Linked DNA regions of Homo sapiens: all the other regions are linked to region 3. The links are chromatin loops, found by intact Hi-C in ENCODE. Cell type or tissue: MCF 10A. All regions are shown on one strand.

Region 1 (8,000 bases), 930 kb before region 3:
AATGAAGTTCCCAGCATATAAAATATTACTAGATCTTTTAAAATAATTAGAGCTTCCTGGAAGATTGTTTTTCCATCTGTGGGAAGAAAAGGAGCCCTGTTTACATTATTATTGCCATGAAAAGGATCATGTCCCTTTATGTAGAAAACTAAAAATAATTTGGAGTTAATCTGAAATTAACTAAAGTTAATTGCAGAAAACAAATCATCCATTAAATGCAGCCCTCAGCAATGTTAATGCTCTTTAATTGGGGCTTGGATGATTCAGGAGGGTTGGAATACCTTCCTAAGTCTGTAAGCACACCATTACTTAGTGCTACTGAAGCTGGGAGATGGTAATACCTCTTACCTCCATTCCTTTTAACTAATTTGACTTGCATGGGTATCAGTGAATGACTATGCTTTTTTGTTTCCTATCAAATAGACTGCTTCTCTATGTGAAGATCTTAAGGGCATGTAGTAAGATCTCCTGAATTACGTGGTATCTTCATGAAGCTGGGTCTTTTTCACACATTATCATTCATTAAAAGAACAGAGAGATTGCCCCATAAAATAATAAAAAGCTTTATAAAGAAATGTTTTATGTAATGTTTAGCACTGCCCAGTCCTCATTCATCTTCCAAGGAATGTTCCTGGCAAAAGTGGTTACTGTTCTAGTATTTCCAAAATAAAGTTTATGTAGCCCCACCCAGTGGGGACTGGTGACAGAAACCGCCTAACCTCTGCATTCCCTAGGCATGGCAGAAAACTGTTATCACACCTCAGAGAAAGTAATTACCATAATTACATTCCTTCTGGCTGCACCTTCTTATCCCCAGGGGAAAGAGAATGAAATTTGAACTGGATTCTTAATCATGGTTTGCTTCCTGTGGTCCAAGTCTTATGTTTCACAATGACTAAATCATTCAGAGAAAAATTCACTCACTGAAAAACTGAGTCTAACCGCATAGAATCTGAATATATATCTGTGCATATAAAAGTGAGGAAGTTGTTAAGACCTAACATTTCGATTGTCAGTGTTCCAAATCCAAATTTGGTGTAAGGAACTTGAGCCAACCTCTCTCAATCAGACCATAGTAACTGGTGTAGAAGAGCGTGTTGGGCTCAGGGCTCGGAGAATTTTCCAAGGGAGTCTTCAGGCCGGGCTCTGAAAAACAAATTTTTGCTGAAGAGAAAAGCAGAGAGGAAGTGGCCTGGATCCCACAAAAGCAAGTCAGCAGGTCATGGCCAGGGCCACTACTTTGGCAGCTGGAGCAGCTCTGATGGGGACAACTTTCAGTCTCGTCCACTGATTTCTTGAGGCCATTTTCTATGGGTTCCTTTTGAACTGCTGTTTCAACTTTGCTTGGAAGAACCAGGATCTTTTAGAGCTTATTCTTAGAAGGTGGTGGAGTCTTAGATGAGAGAGAATCTGTTTTCATGCAGAAAATCATGGGTTCCAGTTCTGGGAGAATGCCCATCCACCCAAACTTCCCATCTCTAGGAAAATCACTGCTTATCTTTGAGAAATTCCGCAGAAGGTGGAGAATTTAGTGTCACTAGTCACCCATTCTGAAGGTCTTGCAAAATGCAACTAGCATATATTAGACCATTGCACCCCCGTTGTTCTACCTAAACTGCAATCTCTGGCTGGATCATCTGAAAGGAAAGGAAGTACCTCTGAGCTCGGGTGGGCTCAGAATCTGGGAGAAAGTTTTATATACTATTACCTACAGGTTTTTACTGTTCATTTAGCTTCAAGCACCGACACCGCCTTGCAAAGATAAAGATAAAGTCTATTAGACAATTTAATCATGAGATTCTAATGAAAAAAAGAAGAAACAGAAAGGTAAACAGATCCCATCTATTTCCCTAAAATGGTGAGTATAAAACTCTGAAAATAGGAGAGCGAGAGAAGGGTCTCTGTGGGCAGTTAGGTTGGATGAGCTGGAATGGCTGGGTCCCATGTTGTGCTCAGACATTGCAAAGAACAACCAGGGGCAGGCGAGCAGCAGCTCCAGAAATAGATGGCAGGAGGCTCCTCCGTGGAAGCAACCTGTAAAATATCCTTCCTCTGCCCCATGGTACGCCAGCCCTGCTGTCCTCTTCACTGCTCTGTTCTCTCTGAAATGGCAAATTTCTTTCACCTTAGGGTCTTTGTGCCAACTGTTCCCTGGGTCTGAATGCCCTCACTCTAGATCTTTGCAAGGCTGGTGGTCTCTCGTCATGCAGAGTGCAATTGTCTCTTCTAAAGATGCTTCCTTAGGCCTCCCTAAAACTTTCTATCCCATTATCAGTCTCTGTAGGCCTTATCTTCAGCTCAGTTATCTGTTTGTTTATAGTCTAACTCCCCACCAGGGCCCTCATCTGGCTTCCAAAACACTCCCAGCTTCTAGAACAGTGTCTAGTGAGTGCTTATTAAGTAGTGAATGAGTTATATTGAAATTATAATTTATCCTTTGACAGATGAATCTATGTGAGTAGAAAAGCTCTCATTCAGAACTAATCCCATTTGATGTGCAACATTTTAGGGCCTTTCAAATTCCATTAGAATAATCAGGCAGGAAGGATCAACTCTTGCCTAGGTGCTGAGTCATTACTTTGGTCTTTCTCCTTTAGTCAGACTTTCTCCAAGCCAGCTTAGCAATGGGCCAGTTTCTGGTGATGGTGATGGAGGGAGTGAAGGGTACTTTTTCAGAGATCTCACCTTTAATAATCACACCACTGACCTCTCAAGGCTCAATTAAGCTTTGAATTTGTAAAATGGTAACCACACGTGCCCACAGTAAATGACTTTTTTTAATGTGCTAATTGATGGTTCTGAAAGAAAGACTCTTAAAGAGTTTTCATCTTTGAGTACAGTCTATTAATTATGTAGGTCAGTCTATAAATATTATTATATAAACAGCAGACTCTCAAAGATAGAGAATTCTAGGAATAATTTAAATCTATCGCCCTAGTAGGGTAGACACAGAAGGTTTACACAGACCAGTATCAGGGATGAGGCTTCCTGCCTAGTTCAGTGTCTTGGGACTTGAGTTACTGTGGTGGAGGTGAGGCTCTGTGACATAGAGGTCAAGACCTGGTCTGTGAAAGGTGGAACAGAGGATGTCCAGCCGGCCTGGGAAACCCTTGTTTAGACTCCTTGCCTCTATGCTGCAGTACATTTTCTCCCATATGAACTGAGAATCAAATTTAAGTTCTTACTGAATTCCAGAGAGTATGATGCCTTACAGAACAGTGAACTTTTTGCTTCTCAAAGACATTAAAATGTCTTTGATTAATAATCTTTTAGAAAAATTTTTAGGAAGATTATTCTAAAAATCTTTCATTGTCTGGACCTGGATTAGAGAAAGTGACATAAGGCAGGGTAATGCTTTCACGGGAGAGACACAATTATTGTGGGTAATGATCATTTGAGAAACAGTTTACCTTTGTGTGACTTAAAAAACAAACTCATCAAAGGATCTTGAGTTATGTTTTTGTGGAAAAAAAATCTGGAATATCTGATGACCACATTGGTCAGCTAAAAGACTAACCTCTAAATATATGGGTTTTCCCCTCAAACAGTTCTATGTGTGATTATCTGTATGTTGTTCTTGCTCCTGCAAATGCCATAACTTAGATGGGTTTTGTGTTACTGTTTTTTTTAAAAAATGTGGTTTCACATCCCAGTGGAGCCACTTTGGTATCATTACATAGATCACACCAAAGTAGCCTTCTCTCCCCTTTGGTTAAGGTTTTCCGGTGTGTAGCATGACTTGATTTCTGCCTCGTTAAAAGCAGGGAACAGCACAGGAGAAGGAGGAGAGCGATGTTGACCTAACAGCCACGCAGAGCCCCGGCGTCCAGGAATGGCTGGCCCAAGCTCGCACCACATGGACCCAGCAGCGGCAGAGCAGTCTCCAGCAACAAAAAGTAAAGTGTTTCCTACCTCTCTCTAGCTTGCAGATCTGCCCAGAGAAGAACCTGAGAGGCATATTTCAGAAGGACAGACAAGTTGCTTCTGTACTAAAGACAGAGTGTCTCTTTATCTTCTCTTTGAATGAAGCAAGATGTTGGTGTTTCAGTGTATTGACTCATGACCACTGGGATGATTGGTCATTTGAAAATCCAGTCTTTAAGAAAAGCTTGTGTTTAGGTTTACAAATAGTGTAACATGGCTCTCATCTTCTTTACCAGAGATACCTATTCTGTTTTCAGATTTGCCCTCTGAATCTATTTAATTTTAATATAAATCTCAGGAAAGCCTTTTGAGGTTTGGTGAAAGTGTAAGTTGCATGTTTGTTATTTTTTTTAATGAATGCAGTTTGTATTTTTACTTTCAAGTAGATGTCGTTACAAAATAGGATTGCTAATTGTTGCCTAGTGAAACAAATGAACTTTGATGAATAAGAATGATTTCTCATTGGTACCTTAACTGTATGTAAAAAGCATATTCAAATATTTTATTTTCTCAAATAACAAGAGGATTTATTATAAATAATGAAGAATTAAAGCCAAATCTATTGATAACCTAATTTATCAATTAAGTGGAGAACTTAAAAAGCCACTTTTCCCAAGGATCTATCCTTTTAGCATGACAATATTGATTTTGAAAAATGAGAGTACATTTTGTACCACTTGAGGGCACTATTGCCCGGCAAAATTTTCTTTTCCCATTGGTGGTTTTTTTTTTTTTTTTAACCCCCAGATTTTTCAGAGGTATCCTGTATCAAAGCAAAAGAACACTACAGAGTACTTTGGAGACACATTTGAATATTTACATAAACCTCATGCTTTATGCAATATGCAAACTTAAAAGCTCACTACCGAAGTTCTCTGAGAATTTTATAGCTAGAACTATGATTGTAGGCAATAATCATAAAGTAGCAAATGTGTTTGCGTTTGTCCTTTCCCTTGAGCAGGAGTTAGAACAGGAATTAGCCGAGCAGAAGAGTCTCCTTCGCTCAGTAGCCAGTCGTGGAGAGGAGATTCTAATTCAACATTCGGCGGCAGAGACCTCTGGTGATGCTGGGTATGTTTCAAAATGCTTCCATTTTCTCTTCATTGTGTTTCCCTGACATTTGAAGAAAAGTAAACATCTCACTCAAAATTTTATTTTAAACATCTTCTGCAAAATTTAGTCATCTTATTTTTACTTTAGGGTAGTAAATGTACCTGCATTTTGAACATTCTGTTGCATTGCCTGAGCATAGCGCCTGTAGTAAGCTTACTTGTTTGCCCTCCTTCCAGCCTGCGCAGCCTATCTGTCCAAAGATGCTCATGAGTTCATCTTTTTAATCGAATAAGAAATGCATTATAAATGAGATGCATGATGTTTCTAACTGAATGATTGTATCTCACTGGAGAGCATTCTCTCTGTAAGAGCTTATCTTGCCCTAACAACATTCTAAAAAATAAATGCAGGGGCCCGTTAAATATTTTGAAATCTTGGTCTGGAGTGAAGACTTTCAAAGTCTTCTACACAGAAGAGTCAAGAAAAATTAAGGAAGTTGGAGAATTTTCAAGTTGAAGACTTTTATTTAAAAGGTCATAGAGGAATTGCAGCAGTGTGGAAGCACCACTATATTTTGAGGCAGGTCTGAGTTTTATTCTAGTTCCACGAAGGTCACTTTGGAAAAGTCACTCGACTGTGAGCCTCCTCTGTAGAATTTAGAATAATAATCCACTAAGGTCATCACAGAAGTTTTGTGATAATTATGAATGTCAACTGAGAGGATATACAGGAAAACTTTCTTTGAAATCTAAAACATAAAAAAAAAAGTTTTCATGCAACCTCTGTGTTTATGTATTACTAAAAGTTGTAATTTGGTAGTATCCTTTGGCAAATAACTTTGACTCCATTTCCCATTTCTGAATAGTCATTTTTTAGGGGAAGTAACATAAAGGAGGAAATATGTATTATGAAGGTGGTTTTGGAAATATTATTTGTAATACCAAATAATTAAAAAGACATAAATGCTCACTACTATAAAAAAGTTGAAGAAAATTTTATACATATATAATCTTAACCAAAAGTGATGTAACCGTATCAAAAAATAAATGTATGATGCTAAGTAAAAATGTGATATAAAGTTGAAAGTAGAGTATGTGTGTAGATAAGAACTAGAATAGACCGTCAATAATAAAAAAAACATTTTAGAGATGGACGACATAGGAATTAAACTTTTTTTTTGCAGTTTAATCAGTGCTGACATATGACGTCAATGCTGACTACGTACAGTCTGTTACATATACACACACATATATACATATATACGAATTCTGAGGGCAAGTGATAGGAGAATAAACAAACTAAAATGCAATTGCAGCAGATATATTGTGACAAAAAATGTAGGAAATAGGAAGGCATTCAAGAAAAGGAAAACAAAACAAAAATCTGTGAAAGTTTTGACATGGCTAATAAATATCAATGTAAAAGAATAGGAATGAATAGTATTATGGCATCTATAAGCAGGGACTGACTTTAAATAACCCTAAAACTGTAAAAATTGCCTTAAAAATATAAAGGAGTTTAAAAACTGTCTGTTGTGTATCATGCTTAAAGATGCTGATTAGACCATGAATATGTGTCTGTAATAAACCCGAAGTGAGACTGTTTCTTTCATGTTGATTGAGCCAAGACTTGCCTTCACGTTACATTCCAGGTCCTCTAAAATGTTTACTTATCTTGCATAGTTTTCTGAATATTTTTGCCAAACAAATATTTTGACAAAGAACCCATCCAGCATTGCTTCCTCTCTGTATGTATCATCACTAAAGGAGCAGAAGGGATCTTCTGCAACTTTATTACCATATATATTTTTTTCTTTCCTTGGCCTTTAGCTTTGGAAAGGACCTAAATGAAATACAAACAACTGTAAGTTACTCTTTCAAATATAAAAAATATTTTAAAAATAAATTTGCAGTGCAGTACTGGCTTTCTATATAAGATCCACTTTAAAGACTACTTATAAATTCTTTAACTTTTACACAAATTTTTAAGAAACTTCACCTTTATATGCAGTTGATAACAGCTCAGCCTGTTTTCAAGCCTTTGGGTACCAGGCAAACAATTAACCATGAATTAATGATATCTACATTCCAAAGTAAATATATATGTATATATATATAAACCTTGCTAGGAAAAAGCCTGATATTCAGCCCTTAACTTGCCAGCTGCTTTTCTAAGACTATAAATGTGACTTGGTTTGTGTGAGGAAACCTCTGTGGGAAGGGCATGACCTACTTTATAGAGTCACACATTTGCCGTGTAAGGAATAAGTACTATGTTACTTGTCGAGGGTTGATGGAGGGTGCCTTCCAAGATTACTAAGGAAAAACAACTGGAAATTTGTTGATGTCAATATAAAAGGAAAGAAGAATAATTTTCATGGGGAACAAAAGGCTATGTTTTAAAAGGTTTGCTACTGGTGTTGTACGTGTGTCAATGATTAAATGTAAGACTATAAATATTAAATATTCCTCTGGTTTTATTACAAATTTTTATGTAAATACAAATGAATTAAAAGTGCTATACTATAGGCTATTACCACAAAAGAAAAAAGCAATAAAGAAATTTAACCTCATAGGAACTTCAAAGCTTTTTAAAAATAATTTTTAGAAAATAGAAAAATTCAGATACTAATATTATAGACACTCAACTGAAGGTATCAATTATGTTTTGGCATTTTTTTCACTCGCCATTATTTTTTGAGATATATGCATGTTGAGATATAGATCTAGTTCTTCATTTTAACTGTTTAATAGTATTTTATTTTGTGAACATAATTTATTCACCCATTTTCTTATTGCTGGATATTTGCACTATTGCCATTGCCATTATTATTATTGTTACTATTGCTTTTTTTTTTTTTTTTTTTCTGAGACAGAGTCTTGCTGCGTTGCCCAGGCTGGAGTGCAGTGATGCGATCTCAGCTCACTGCAACCTCTGCCTCCCGGGTACAAGTGATTCTCCTGCCTTAGCCTCTCGAGTAGCTGGGATTACAGGTGCCCACCACTATGCTTGGCTAATTGTGT
Region 2 (8,000 bases), 520 kb after region 3:
TTTTTGTGTGGTTTGATTTAGTGAATATCAACAAGAATGAAACAGGAAAATATATTTTACGACTTACCACTGGTCTTCAAAACTTTATGTGACCGTGAGGAAGGTTCTGGGAGACAAAACAAAGCCAGCATCATTGGCAAAACCAAATCAAACCTTTTTCTTTATTCTTTATAAGAGGATTATGAGCCTATTGACAGATTAACAGAGCTCTATAACTTTTGTATCAAATTTAACAAAATCCCCATTGCTCAGAGATACACAGGAGCAAGACATTCACTCTGCTAAAATGGTAGAATAAATGTTATGCTGTGTTATCAGGAGTCACCCAACAGAAAAGCAAAATCTGACTTTTTCAGTCCTGTCAGTAGCAGAGCAGCTTCCTCAGCTTCACTAACACCTATAAGCTGATGATGTTCAATTGTACATTCTTTTTTGGAGACTGAGATTCACTCTTGTCTCCCAGGTTGGAGTGCAATGGTACGATCTCGGCTCCTTGCAACCTCTGCTTCCCAGGTTCAAGTAATTCTCCTGCCTCAGCCTCCCGAGTAGCTGGGATTACAGGTATCTGCCAACATGCCAGGCTAATTTTTGTATTTTTAGTAGAGATAGGGTTTCACCATGTTGGCCAGACAGGTCTCAAACTCCTGACCTCAGGTGATCCTCCCACCTCAGCCTCCCGAAATGCTGGGATTACAGGTGTGAGCCACCGCGCCCGGCCTTATTTGCATTTTTTGTCTCTCGCACCATGAGCTCCTTGCAAGCAGGAGTCACGTGGATTATTTATCCTTGCATTCCTAGTCCTTAGCAAAGCATAAAGTGGGTAATGAATAAAGACTGCTTCAAATAAAACCCCAAACCTGTCTGAACTAAGACAATAGTTCATGGAGTCTGGTGCAGCAAATATGAATTAAAATTTTAGCTTTGGATAATCTTTTGTGTGTGTCACTCATAGGACGTGATTTTTCATTAGCAACAGCAAATACAGCTTAAGTATCTGCATGTCAATGGTAAGATGTACAAAGCAAAATTAGTTGACTGGCATGCTTGATAGTCACTGGGAAACATTAAGTAGAAAAGAGGTTTTTTTTTTTTTAGACAGAGTCTCACTCTGTCGCCCATGCTGGAGTGCAGTGGCACGATCTTGGCTCACTGCAACCTCCGTCTCCTGGGTTCAAGCGATTCTCCTGCCTCAGCCTCCCAAGTAGCTAGGATTATAGGCGCACACCACCACGCCTGGCTAACTTTTATATTTTTACTAGAGATGTGGTTTCTCCAGTTGGCCAGGCTGGTTTCGAACTCCTGACCTCAGGTGACCCACCTGCCTCGGCCTCCCAAAGTGCTAGGATTACAGAGAAAAGAGTTTTAGATCAAAAGCTCATGAGTCCCATCTTAAGGCAGCCGCAAATGTATTCAGACCGGCAGTGAGCTGAGAAACCAGACAGAACATTCCCTTTTGTCAGACTCAAAGGGACTTTCATTGCCAGTCCCCCATTAGAATTAAATTTTTATGACAACATCTTACTTACCAGATTTTCTTCTCAGCCGATATGGAGCAGAACCTTCTTTAGAGCCGAACAGTGCTTTCGTCCCTCCCTCAGGACTGTAACAGAAGCCTGGATGATCTGTAAAGATAACCACGTGCATCAGTGGGACTGTGGTGTCAGGGGCTTCTCAGAAAATGGTTATGGCTAGTGTAGATTTATATGGATTTATTATTATTATTATTATTATTTTTGAGACAGAGTCTTGCTCTGTCACCCACGCTGAAGTGCGGTGGCATGATCTCGGCTCACTGCTGACCTCCACCTCCCAAGTTCAAGTGATTCTCCTGCCTCAGCCTCCCGAGAAGCTGAGACTACAGGCGCGTGCCACCATGCCTGACTAATTTTTGTATTTTTAGTAGAGATGGGGTTTCAACATGTTGGCCAGGCTGGTCTTGAACTCCTGACCTCAGGTTATCCACCCACCTCGGCCTCCCAAAGTGCTGGGATTACAGGTGTGAGCCACCATGCCCGGCCTATATGGATTTATTCTTTTTCATCTGACATGGATATGATCCTCCTCCCATAATTGCTGCTGTATATGTATCTCAGGGCTTTTTGTTTACATTGGGACTTCTAGGAGTCTATTAGCTGGGATGACAGGCGTGAGCCACCACACCCGGCCAAAAAAAAAAAAAAAAAATCCGAAGGCAATTTCTGCAGGTAAAATGTTGATGTCTAGAGAATACAGCCTAGCACTCCGCTGGGGAGCTCTGGGCATCATTTCTCGGGTCTGTTGGATGCGAGATGGGAGCCTCAGCTGCAGCGATGGTGGGAATGCACCTGTTTCCACTTTGCTGATGCTGCTTTTCCCCCTGGGGAGTTAACAAGTGCCAGGCTGGAGGGAAGGGAATCAACGTTTGCACTTGATTCCTCGAAGTAAGGTCTTATGAAAGGGTTAAGTAAAGTAGAAGTGTTTTCAGTACAAGTTTCCAGCAGACCTGACTGCATTTAAAGCCACTGTTTTCTCTTTTTATTCTATTTAATCTGAAAAATAACAAAGATGTGATAACTGCTGTTGAATAAGGTCTTATTTAATAGGAAGGACCTGTAACATTTATTCTCTCCTGCTTTTGTAAGCCTAGAAATATATGCACATATGTGGGGTGGTTGTGATTTTAGAAGTTTCTGCTGCATCAGGAAAACCAATACTACGAAGTGATTGCGATTCTTGCAGATAATCAACATTTTGTTAGGGATGAAGTGAGAAATGCATTGTTAAGCTCTGGTTTTTGGTGGTGGTAGAGGTTGGGGCAGGGGTAGGGGTAGAGTTGACCCTGGAGACATAACTGACATTGTTAGTTGATGCAGAAACCCCAACAGTGGCCAGCCATCAAGGGACTCAGATAAACCTGGGAGAACCAATGTAGAAACAAGTCAATGTGCTTAGAAGGGATTATACTGTCTACCCAATTTGTGAAAACAGTGAATAGAGAGATACTATTTTCTAACAATCGACATTTTCATGAACTTTAAGATAGAAAATGTGATAGATACAAACAGACAATGAAATTTCAAATTGTTTTAAGGAAATAAAACTTACGAATGGCATCCATTTCAAGGATTGCTTGCTTGGCCTGAAAGAGAGAAAGTAGAGCTGTAATTCCAATTGCTTTTTTTTTCTTTAAACTCCAAATCTCAACACAGATCTTATCCCACCTGAATAAATAGATTTTTAAAAACGTTTAAAAACTCGCTATTTATGTTAAGCATTTACACACAGTGCAGGGAATTCAAGCAGATGAGCGCCCTCAAGTGGGTAATAGCTGCTACACCATCAAGGCACCGGAGCTAAGACTGCACCCCCAATCCTGTGAAAGAGGAGGGAGGGAGGCTGGTTCCGAAGCCTGGCTGATCATCAGCACTCATTGGCCAGCTTATTAAAAATGCAGATTCTCGGCTGGGCGCGGTAGCTCACGCCTGTAATCCCAGCACTTTGGGAGGCTGAGGCGGGCAGATCACAATCACAAGGTCAGGAGTTCAAGACCAGCCTGGCCAATATGGTGAAACCCCGTCTCTACTAAAAATACAAAGATTAGCCAGGCATGGTGGCGGGTGCCTGTAATCCCAGCTAACAGGGAGGCTGAGGCAGGAGAATCGCTTGAACCCAGGAAGCGGAGGTTGCAGTGAGCCGAGATTGAGCCACTGCACTCTAGCCTGGGCGACAGAGCAAGACTCCGTCTCAAAAAAAAAAAAAAAAAAAAATGCAGATTCTTGCCACCCAACCCTGATCTACTGACTCAAAAGCTCAAGGCACGGAGCCTGGTATCTTTATCACCAGCCCTCACCATGACACTATGGCCTTGTAACTATTTTGAGTTAATTGCAAAATGGCTGCTGGAAGTTTCCTCTCATTGTTGTCTTTCCTCCTGCAGAATGCTGTGATTATCATGAGCTAAGTCTCTCTGTTTCCCCAACTCCCTGCACCTCCCATCTCTTCTGTGTGCCCCAGAATCTCCCAGAGTGAGACGGCCCTGAAGGACAATGTCTGTGATCCCAGCTCAGGCACTTCACTAGGTGGGTGCTCTCCGAGCTCAACTGGACAGTGGGATCAGGGAGCCTCTCTTTCAGAATGGTCATTAGGATTCAATGATCAGCTCAACTGGTGAGTTCCACCCACTCTCCTAGGGCAGGGGTCCCCAACCCCCGAGCCACAGACTAGTACTAGTTCGTAGCCTGTTAGGAACTGGGCCGCACAGCAGGAGGTGAGTGGTGGGCAAGCGAGAGAAGCTTCGTCTGGATTTACAGTGGCTCCTCATGGCTCGCATTACAGCCTGAGCTCTGCCTCCTATCAGATCAGTGGCAGCATTAGATACTCATAGGAGTGTGAACCCTACTGTGAATTATGCATGCGAGGGATCTAGGTTGCAGCACTCCTTGTGAGAATCTAATGCCTGATGATCTGAAGTGGAGCTGAGGCAGTGATGCTAGCACTGAGGAGCAGATTAACGTTAGCAGAGAGGTTTGACTGCACAGAGACCATAATAAATCAATTGCTTGCAGATTCATATCAAAACCCTGTCAGTGAGTGTCAAGGAGCAATTAAGCTGCATCTGGTGGCAGGCTTTATCGTGGCAAGTGAGTTGATGTACTTCAATTGTACAGCTGCATCTGGTGGCCTTAAAAGTATGTTTGAGGCCGGGCGTGGTATCTCACGCCTATGATCTCAGCACTTTGAGAGGCTGAGGCGGGCAGATCACGAGGTCAGGAGTTCAAGACCAGCCTGACCAACACGGTGAAACCGTCTCTACTAAAAATACAAAAATTAGCTGTGCGTGGTGGTGTGTGCCTGACATCCCAGCTACTCAGGAGGCTGAGGCAGGAGAATTGCTTGAACCTGGGAAGGCAGAGGTTGCAGCACCACTGCACTCCAGCCTAGGCAACAGAATGAGACTCCATCTCAAAAAAAAAAAAAAAAAAAAAAAAAAAAAAAGTATGTTTGAGACAACTTCAAACCTCCTTACATTCTGGATTAAAGTCCAGGCGAATATCCTGAGATTGCCACAAAAGCACAAAAGCCTGCTTCCATTTCCAACATCCTATCTTTGTGAAGCAGGGTTTTCTGCAGTGACAGTGACCAAAATAAGATGAGAGCAGACTGGACATAAGCAACACACTTGGGGTGTCGCTGTCTCCCATCACCCCCAGATGGGACTGTCTAGTTGCTCAGGGCTAGAACAAGCTCAGGGCTCCCACTGATTCCACATTATGGTGAGCTGTAGAACGATTTCATTATATATTACCATGTAGTAATAGAAATAAAGTGCACAATAAACGTAATGTGCTTTCATCATCCCAAAAGCCTCCCCCTGCCTCCATCCGTGGAAAAATTATCTTCCACAAAACCAATCCCTGGTGCCCAAAAGGTTGAAGACCACTGTCCTAGGGGATTGTAGCCTTTCTTGCCTCTTTAAAGTTATTTTCATTTTTTAAGGGTAGTATAATTTAACCTACAAAACACTATGCTAAAAATAACTTTTAAAATAATTTTACTCTATTTTGCTACCATCTGTGATATCCCAGTACAAATATTTCGGCTAAGTGGCGATCACGTTTAGTGAAAAAGTGTGGGGCTTGGGGGAGCCTCAACACAGTCACCTTAGAGAAAACAAATGCTTCAATTTTTGTAACCTGATAGCTATCTCTCTCATACATTCAGAGTTTGAGATTATGAGTTGAAATTACTTGCAAACACAAATGTTAGCTCAGTCTCTCTCTGGGAAGTGCAATTACAGAAACATACTAATATATAAAATGCAAAATACCTTCACCTTTATTTTCAATTAATTTGGAGAAGAGTTAAATTTATTTACCACATATACTAATGGGCAATATGGCTATTTCCAAGAAGTTCCCTGGTATCTGTAAAGCTGACTTCAAGAATTTTTTTTTGTCTGGACATTTAATTTTTAAAGTACTGTTTCCAGGATTTCCACTAGGTGTCAGCCAAGGACCATCATTGAATTAAAAGAACGGAAGGCAGCTGGGAGGCTGTAACTAATGAGTTTCCCACAGCTGTGTTGACATTATTAGACTGGTGATACATTTCTTGATGTTTAAAATTTCCCACTATGCATTCATTTCACAGAAATAATAGAAATACATTTTGAAAACTTTAGGAAAATAAGAAATAATCTCGAGGAAAGATGTGGAAAGTTCACTTTAATGATAATCCTGCTTAAATAGAAAATTATGATTACATTATAGTGAATAAAGTATATTAGACAAGCGTGTTTGAGGCTGGGTGTGGTGGCTTGTGCCTGTAATCCTAGCACTTTGGGAGAGGCTGAGGCAGGTGGATCACTTGAGGCCGGGAGTTCGAGACCAGCCTGGCCAACATGGTGAAACCTCATCTCTACTAAAAATACAAAAATTAGCCAGGTGTGGTGGTGTGCGCCTGTAGTCCCAGCTACTCGGGTGGCTGAGGCACAAGAATACTTGAACCCAGAAGGTGGAGGTGGCAGTGTGCTTTTTCTTGTATGGAGATTGCACCACTGCACTCCAGCCTGGGTGACAGAGTGAGACGCTGTTTCAAAACAAAACAAAACAAAAAAAGGTGTTTTTATTGCCAGTGGGAATAATGTGGTTAGGATGCTCTTTGGAGCCAGATAGACCAATCCAGGCTTGGTCATGTACTAGTTATATAAACTTGGGCAGTTTATTTAATGTCTCTCAGCCTCTGTTTTTATTTTTTCTAGAATGGGAAGAATAAGAACTACCTCATAACATATTTTGGTGAGGGTGAAATAAGAATATAAAGTACTCAGCACAGTGTGTATGCTCAATAAGTTGTAACTGAAAAGATGTTTTTAGATAGAAAGGATCGACAACTTGGGGAGAAAGTACGATGTTATATTGACTATATTAACCATTTGAATACTTAAAGGGAACTTCCTGAGGCACACACGCCTAGCGTGGGAGAAAGACAGGTATGTAAGGGGGTCTCATTTTGTAACTGCCTTTCAGAATCTTGTTAGCAATTTTGATTTTCCCAGCAGACAGGTAAACAATGGGTGGGGCCCATCAAAGATACTCTGCCATTGCTCAGAAGGGCATTCTAAGGCACCAGGCCAGCAACAAAATGACTAATCATAAAGAAAATGCAGTCCCCTCTCTGCATGAGCTCCCTTTCATCTCATAACACCCTGACGAAATGAAAACTCATGCTTAGGTCCAAGTCCACACCTATGCACATTCATTTCCTGAGGACCAAATCATTGCTGGCAGTCCTGAGAACAAGCTTCAAATGCTTGTCAAAATATACAGAGAACAAAACAGACTGTCCCCTTTCTCAGAAATCTCAGCCCTTATTTTCCACCCAGTTCAATTTTCATGATCATCATCCCATTGTCTGCTCCACCTCACTCCTCCCAGCCCCAACTTGGACTGTTTCACCATCCATGTGAATAATCCACCCACCACCCTAGTTCCTTGACCACTTTCTAATGACCTTTTCCTCCACTCCAGAGCAGCAGCACAGAATCAGAGCCACCTCCAGAACCTGATCACACTCAAAACCGTCCCACCTCTAAGGCAGGACTCCAAAAGTCCCTTCTTCAATTACAGATTAGGGTATTTCCTTCTCTCTCACATTAAGTCCTGCTGAACCGGGCTTTATGACAATACTGCAGTCCCTCACCCCACGCCTCTGTCGCCAGCTGGTTTTCCTCTTCACTCAGCCTAATGTCATGCCCAATTACTGCAACTGCGTGCTCACTGGCACCCTCCCCACCCCCGCCCTGGGAACCTTCCCCTACCAGCTCTGCCGGTTCCCAACCTGGAGGAACCCACACACACCACGGTTTTCACCAGTAGTTTCCAAGCTGCTGAGCAGATTTTGAAATGACGTCATCACACTGATTCATGGGGGCCAGCCTCAGTTGGGTCTTTGATGTCTTTCACAGGCTATTCTAGTCATCTCTAGTGACTGGTCCATTTTGTTTTTTTTTTTTTTTGAGA
Region 3 (8,000 bases):
AGCAGTGGCTGCCAGGGGTTGGGGGAGGAAGGGATGAATACATGAAGCACAGATGATTTTTATGGCAGTGAAGCCATTTTGCATGACACTGTAATGGTGGGTACACATCATTATGTATTGGCCCAAATCCACAGAATGTACACCACCAAGAGTGAGCCCTAATGTAAACTATGGACTTTGGGTGATAACCATGTGTCAGTGCAGGTTCATTGATTGTAACAAATGACCCATTCTGGTGGGGAATGTTGATAAGGGTTGGGGGAGGCTATGCAGACGTTGGGGCAAGGGACACATGGGAATTCTCCGAACTCTCCACTCAATTTTGCTGTGAACCTGAAACTGCTCTTAAAAACAGTCTTTTTAAAAACGGTCATATGACTTGACCAACGTCATATAGGTGTGTGGTATCTCAGGAGGGCCAAAGGCTGGCTGGGTAGTGCTTAGAGTGAAGGCACTAAAGGAGCAAAATACACAGTTTGTCTTTTTGAAAGAAAAGTCAATTTCATACACTTTTAAAGCATAAACATTCTTATTTTCCATAAATCATTACAACTTTTTATAGTTCATAAGCGCCACTTATGGCAAGAACAAGTATTTCGATATGTCAACTCCTACACTTAGATGGAAAAACTGCTTTATGTCTAATGTGGACAGCAATTTGAATTCTATTTCAGTGTGAAAGGCAGAGTTTATTCACAGTTACAGTCATGCATCGTTTTGAAAAGAGTGCATAAATCCTACCCACCCACTCACAGATAGTGATTCAAAAGATCGGCCCGAGCATCCATCAAAGTGAAAGCTGGATAAAGCAAGAATCAATGGGTGCTAAAGTGCTAAATGGAGGAGAGGAGAGGATATTTACATGCTTATTGTTGAAAGGGAGGGAGAAAAGCCCAATTCTACAGTGGAGAAATTGGAAAACACCTTAACATCAGCCTACAAGGGACAGATGGACACCGCGTGCAATACCCTGAGAAGGACACAACATCACCTCTGCAGGATTCTGGCTTAGAATGAGTAACCTATGGCCGGGTGCAGCGGCTCACGCCTGTAATCCCAGCACTTTGGGAGTGCAAGGTAGACGGATCACCTGGAGTCAGGAGTTCGAGACCAGCCTGGCCAATATGGTGAAACCCAGTCTCTAAACACAAAAATTAGCCGGGCGTGGTGGTGGGTGCCTGTAGTCCCAGCTACTCAGGAAGCTGAGGTGGGAGAATCGCTTAAACCCGGGAGGCGGAGGTTGCAGTAAACCCAGATCACGCCACTACACTCCATCCTGGGCAACAGAGCAAGACTCCATCTCGGGGAAAAAAAAAAAAAATGAGTAACCTAACCTAAATTGATATAGGCAAAAGAAACATCAAATAAGGAATGAGTAGAAACGGGGAGGGAACTTATACTTTGAACATATCAAAGTCTAAAAGACAAAAGCTATAGAAGTCTTCCAGATTAAAAGAAGCTAAAAAGACACGACAACACAAAATCTCTGACCCTAGGGTGGATATTGTAATGCAAAGAGGAATGCTTTAAAATGGACATAATTAGATTAGCTGACAAAATTAGAAGCAGATTATAGAAAAGTTCTGTAATAACGTAAATGTATGATATTGATAACTGTCAATAACTGTACTGTGGTTATGAAAGGGAATATCCCTATTCTTGGAGAATACACACTGAAATATTTAGGAGTAAAGGACCATGATGTATATAACTTACTTTCAAATGCTTCCCTAATTTTTTGAGACAAGGTGTCCCTCTATCGCCCAAGCAGGAGTACCATGGCGTCATCTTGGCTCACTGCAGCCTCCGCTTCCAGGGCTCAAGCGATTCTCCAGCCTCAGCCTCCCGAGTAGCTGGGACTACAGGTGTGAGCCACCAACTCCTGGCTAGTTTTTGTATTTTTAGTAGACACAGGGATTTTGCCATGGCTGGCCTTGAACTCCTGAGCTCAAAGCAATCCGCCTCAGTCTCCCAAAGTGCTGGGATTACAGGTGTGAGCCACTGTGCCCAGCCTTCTCCAGTGAATTTATTAATATATCTCATACCTACATGACTTATAACAGAAACCCGTGGACTGATGTTTGTTTTGTTTTCCCAACAAAAAGAAAGTAAATATAGCAAGCGAGGGAAAATGTTGACAATATCCCACTATTTGGGATAGGTGAATCTGAGTAAAGGGTATGGGTGTTCTCTGTATTCATTTTAGTTTTCCAACTTTCTGTATGTTTACAGTTATCTTTCTTTCTTTCTTTTTTTTTTTTTTTCGAGACGGAAACTCTTATTGCCCAGCCTGGAGTGCAATGGCGCGATCTCGGCTCACTGCAACCTCCGCCTCCTGGGTTCAAGCGATTCTTCTGTCCTAGCCTCCCAAGTAGCTGGGATTACAGGCGCCCGCCGCGACGCCCGGCTAATTTTTTGTATTTTTAGTAGAGACGGGGTTTCCACATCTCTACTAAACTGTAGAGACTGGTCTCGAACTCCTGACCTCAGGTGATCTACCCACCTTGGCCTCTCAAAGTGCTGGGATTACAGGTGTGAGCCACCGGACCTGGCCTGAAGTTATTTTTTTTAAAAAATCACTTGGAAGAATGCACTCGGAATTGCAGGTAACTACTAAAAATTATAGAAAACAACAAAATATAGAGTGATGATTTACCCAACCTGATTTTAGAGGAGGCTATCCGATATTTGCTTCACATTACATACCATAATATAAATTTTATCTACGTATTAAACAACAAGAAAACGACTTAACTTTCCCCCACCAAAGAGAGAAAAAAAATTCAGGCAGAGGGGAAGAAAATTAAAGAGCAGAAGTTCTGGGGACAGACTGGTGTTTAAATTTTAGCTGTACCACTTACTAGCACCGGGTCCTTGGGCAAAATCTCTGTTCTTAGACATTTCTCAAAAGAAGACATACAAACGGCAAAGAAACATACAAAAACATTCTCAGCATCACTAATTATCAGAGAAATGCAAATTAAAACCACAATCTTGCACCAGTCAGAATGGCTATTTATTATTTATTTATTTTGAGACAGAGTCTCGCTCTGTCGCCCAGGCTGGAGTGCAGTGGTGTGATCTCAGTTCCACTGCAACCTCCACCTCCTGGGTTCAAGCAATTCTGTCTCAGCCTCCCGAGTAGCTAGGATTACAGCCACATGCCACCGCGCCTGGCTAATTTTTATATTTTTAGTAGAGACGGGGTTTCACCATGTTGGCCATGTTGGTCTTGAACTGCTGACTTCAGGTGATCCACCTGCCTCAGCCTCCCAAAGTGCTGGGATTATAGATGTGAGCCACTGTGCCTAGCCAAAATAGCTATTATTAAAAAGTCAAAAAACAACAGATGTTCGCACAGATGTGGAGAAAAGGGAATATTTATACATTGCCAGTGGGAATGTAAATTAGTAAGAGAGCTATAGAAAACAATATGGAGATTTCTCAAGGAACAAAAAACAGAACTACCATTCCACACAGCAATCCCATTATTTGGCATCTACCCAAGAGAGATAAAATCAGTTTATCAAAAAGATGCCTGCACTTGTATGTTTCTTGCAGCACTATTCACACTAGCAAAGTCATGGAACCAACCCAAGTGTCCATCAAAGTTTGACTGGATAAAGAAAATGTGGTCCATATACACCATGGAATACTATGCAGCCATGAAAAAGAAGGAAATCATGTCCTTTGCAGCAACATGGAAGGATCTGGAGGCCATTATCCTAAGTAAAATAACTCAGAAACAGAAAGTAAAATGCTGCATATTCTCATAAATGGTAGCTAACCAATGAGTACACAGGGACATAAAGATGGAAATAATAGACACTGGGTACTCTAAAAGGGAGGGAGGGTGGAAGGGAAGTGAGAGTTGAAAAATAGTATTGAGTACAATGTTCACCACTCCGGTGACGGGTACACTAGAGCCCAAACCTCACCATTATGCAATATATCCAGGTAACAAACCTATATATGTATCCCCTGAATCTAAACGAAAAATAAGGCCAGGTGCAGTGGCTCACGGGGCTGTAATCCCAGCACTTTGGGAGGCCGAGGCAGGAGGATCGCTTTGGGGTCAGGAGTCTGAGACCAGCTTTGGGCAACACAGTCAAACCCCGTCTCTACTAAAAATACAAAAGTTAGCTGGGCGTGGTGGTGCATCTTATAATCCCAGCTACTTGAGAGGCTGAGGCAGGAGGATTGCTTGAACTTTCGAGGTGGAGGTGGCAATGAGTGGAGATCGTGCCACTGCACAGGTGACAGAGTGAGTCTCCATCTCAAAAACAAACAAACAAACAACAGTAAAAATAAAAATAAAATGAAAATCTCTGTTCTTAGTGTCCTCACCTATAACATAAGTCACTTACATTATAGGTGAGGACACTAAGGCTGGTTATGAGGATGAAGTATCAGTTGGCTTTCTATAAAAATAACAAAAACTTTAATATTTTTGCTTGTTTTCTTCAGAATAGAACGACTTATTTTACTTTTTGCCAATTCCAAACATAATCAGTATAAATTGTAGAAGACTTTAAAATACAGAGAATAGGGAAAATTTTTCATAAGTACAACATCCAGATAATCACTATTTGTGTTGTTTTCTGAATAAAGTCTTCAAAACTAAGACCTAATGGCTGCACAATTTGTTTTTCTGTCCCCATGGTTAGATAATGTCCAATTTTCACCATCACGCTTTGTCAAAAACATTCCCGAGTATAAAATCATTGTCCAAATGCCTGAATGAGTTTTGGACAGAAGAGGGCAGTATTGAACAGCTTTCAGCTCTGCTGAACCAGAAAGCTCTTGATTTTCAGGACCAGAAGTCACTGAAAATCGCCAATACAAAATGTTGAAGGCCGGGCGCGGCGGTTCACGCCTGTAATCCCAGCACTCTAGGAGGCCGAGGCGGGCAGATCACGAGGTCAGGAGATCAAGACCATCCTGGCTACCACGGAGAAACCCCGTCTCTACTAAAAAAATACAAAAAATCAGCCGAACATGGTGGCGGGCGCCTGTAGTCCCAGCTACTCGGGAGGCTGAGGCAGGAGAATGGCGTGAACCCGGGAGGCGGAGCTTGCCGTGAGCCGAGATCGCGCCACTGCACTCCAGCCTGGGCGACAGAGCAAGACTCCGTCTCAAAGAAAAAAAAAAAAAGTTGAGATGCACTCTTTTTTATTTTTTTGAGACGGAGTCTTGCTCTGTCGCCCAGGCTGGAGTACAGTGGCATGATGTCAGCTCTCTGCAGCCTCTGCCTCCAGGGTTCCAGCGATTCTCCTGCCTCAGCCTCCTGAGTAGCTGGGACTACAGGCACTCACCACCACGCCCCGCTAAATATTTCTATCTTTAGTAGAGATGGGGTTTAGCCATGTTGGCCAGGCTGGTCTCGAACTCCTGACCTCAGGTGATCCACCTGCCTCGGCCTCTGAAAGTGTTGGGATTACAGGCGTGAGCCACCGCTCCCAGCTGAGATGCACTTTCAAATCTTGTGAAGCTGAATGTGACATTGTGCCTATTTTTTACCACCCTGACTTCCTGCATCAACATTTCAAGGGGAGAAAAGGAGCACATAATAGTATGTCTCAAGTTAACTCCCTATCTTCTAGTTTTCTTTATTTGCACCATGTAAAGATGCAGATCCCTTTTCTGTTTTTGTTTTGTGTTTGTTTTTGTAGAGATGGAGGAACTGGCTATGTTGCCCAGGCTGGTCTTGAACTCCTGGCTTCAAGTGATCCTCCCACCTCAGCCTCCCAAAGTGCTGGGATTACAGACATAAGCCACAGAGCCTGGCCAGATGCAGGTCCTTTACCCCAAGTATGGGTCAAAGGTGGCCAGGACCCTTCTTCCTGTGCTGACCTCCCCCTCCTCACCTCCTCTTCTTCACTTTTTTCGCTTTCCCCAGCCCAACTGTACATGACACACCAAAATCACCCCCACATTTCCCAGGTTCTTGCTGCAGGTAAAGAGTCCCAAACAAGACCACCATCATTCCCTTCTAGTTTGTGGTGAGCAGAAACCTTTCATTTTTTTTTTTTTTTTTGAAGTCACAGTCTTGCTCTGTTGCCCAGGCTAGAGTGCAGTGGTGCGATCTCGACTGCAGCCTCCACCTCCCGGGTTCAAGCAATTTTCCTGCCTCAGCCTCCCGAGTAGCTGGGACCACAGGCGCCCGCCACCATGCCCAGCTAATTTTTAGTAGAAACAGAGTTTCGCCATGTTGGCCAGATTGGTCTCAAACTCCTGACCTCAGGTGATCCGCTCATGTCGGCCTCCCAAAGTGCTGGGATTACAGGCGTGAGCCACTGCGCCCGGCCTGAGAAAGTATTTTTACATGCTCCCTGCATGCTGGTTGTGAATGAGTTAAAGACTGTAGCTTAGTGAACACAGCGGGAGGCTGTTAAATGCATTATAAAATAGCCTAAAAGATGTGGGGGCGGCAGGCAGGAGAGGCTCAGACCAGAGGCTCAACCCACTCCCACTGCTGGGAGTGAAGGGAGTGATTGATAAGAGGCCTCTAAAAATAATGGAGGGGGCTTCCAGGACAGGCAGCCAGTGCTAACCCGTGCAGGCCTGGCACAGTGGAATCCATTCACAACCACCCTTCATCACAGCTTTCCGTTAGGGCGCTTCTTTTAATTCAAAACTCCTATGGAATTTTCATCTGCCTTAGATTTGTCCGACTGGCTACAAAGAGGAAAACCAAAAAGCTCCATCTTTGATTTGGGATCACTGATATGTGGATGTACTTTTTGGTGCCCCTAAAACCTCCTCTGATTTTGGAGTGGTCTTTTCCACACAATGTATAGTTTTTTAACTCATGTGTGATTGAATGACCCCGCCATTTTTAAACACGCTGCTATCCGCCCAAGTCTCTCCCATGCCCAGAAAGCCCAGTCGTGGTGCTCACGTACTCACTGGTGCTGAGGTTCGGCCAGAAACAATTCCAGCATCCCACTAGGTCACAAAGATGGCCAAAATGTTAAAGGGAGTGGTCGGTGTGTCCCCCGTAGAAGCCTCTGGAGCCCGAATTCACAGGCACCTCCGTCTTCGTACTGTCCTGCTAGTCACTGGTCTTTTCCCACCCTGTAGACACTTCAAAGCGCAGGAAAAAGACTAATCCTTCCAACAGGCCACATACCCATGTGTGATACAGTCTTGTATTGACAGGGCTTTCGACATCAACCATTAGTGAAACAACATCATCCATGCCTTGTTTCTCAAGAGAATATTACTACAGAAACCAAATATTTCTATACCCTTCTTCTGGGTGGAGACACCTAATCACATGCTTGTGTGAGACAGGGTCAATATGCTGAAAACATTACTTGGAAAAGATATGATAATTTTAAAGAAGATGTAGAGAAAGCTTTCATTCACTTAATTTTCTGAATATACCCAAGAAGGAGGGATCTCTGCATGGATATAGTGCATATAAGATGCAGGGCTGGGCCGGGCGCGGTGGCTCACGTCTGTAATCCCAGCACTTTGGGAGGCCGAGGCGGGCGGATCACGAGGTCAGGAGATCGAGACCATCCTGGCTAACACGGTGAAACCCCATCTCTACTAAAAATACAAAAATTTAGCCAGATGTGGTGGCGGGCGCCTGTAATCCCAGCTACTCAGGAGGCTGAGGCAGGAGAATCATTTGAACCTGGGAGGCGGAGGCTGCAGTGAGCTGAGATCATGCCACTGCACTCCAGCAGCCTGGCAACAGAGCGAGACTGTCTCAAAAAAAAAAAAAAAAAAAAACAGACCCAGAACTGGACGTGCTACTCAGTAGGGTCCCAGCTACTTGGGAGGCTGAGACAGGAGGATCGTTGAGCCCAGGAGTTCCAGGCTGCAGTGAGCTATGATCGTGCTACTAGTACTCCAAAACAAAACTTTTTTTTTTTTTTTTTGAGACGGAGTCTCGCTCTGTCGTCCAGGCTGGAGTGCGTTGGTGCAATCTTGGCTTACTGCCAGCTCCACCTCCCAGGTTCATGCCATTCTCCTGCCTCAGCCTCCCG

Evidence for each region. Hi-C counts contacts between places; a loop is a spot of excess contacts. Peaks named below come from ENCODE experiments on the same cell type or tissue, not always from the same donor. Only the 100,000 strongest peaks of a DNase experiment are listed, where the experiment ranks them.
Region 1: it touches region 3 in a loop (8-fold over the local background); 2 of 110 quality-filtered maps call a loop at or near these places.
Region 2: a loop joins it to region 3, with 21 times the contacts of the local background. A loop is called at or near these places in 15 of 110 quality-filtered maps.

Annotation. Positions count from the first base shown.
Region 1 is chr6:152,265,051-152,273,050 of GRCh38, reverse strand. SYNE1 (spectrin repeat containing nuclear envelope protein 1) reads left to right here. Exons shown (of 146, transcript NM_182961.4): 99 at 3,765-3,896; 100 at 4,886-4,995. Among named protein-coding and RNA genes, the nearest start is that of SYNE1-AS1, 110 kb to the left of the region's middle. In MCF 10A, a CTCF peak has its summit at 4,602 (motif pointing right); no DNase peak of the experiment used is centred here.
Region 2 is chr6:150,813,301-150,821,300 of GRCh38, reverse strand. It overlaps PLEKHG1 (pleckstrin homology and RhoGEF domain containing G1), which reads right to left. Exons shown (of 17, transcript NM_001029884.3): 12 at 3,085-3,118; 13 at 1,527-1,622; 14 at 68-106. Among named protein-coding and RNA genes, the nearest start is that of MTHFD1L, 48 kb to the left of the region's middle. RefSeq lists enhancers at 7,452-7,601, 7,842-7,941. In MCF 10A, CTCF peaks have their summits at 3,292 (motif pointing left) and 6,003 (motif pointing right); DNase peaks (open chromatin) are centred at 3,300, 6,010 and 7,180.
Region 3 is chr6:151,331,777-151,339,776 of GRCh38, reverse strand. All of the region lies in intron 3 of AKAP12 (A-kinase anchoring protein 12), which reads right to left. Among named protein-coding and RNA genes, the nearest start is that of ZBTB2, 56 kb to the left of the region's middle. In MCF 10A, a CTCF peak has its summit at 4,764 (motif pointing right); a DNase peak (open chromatin) is centred at 4,766.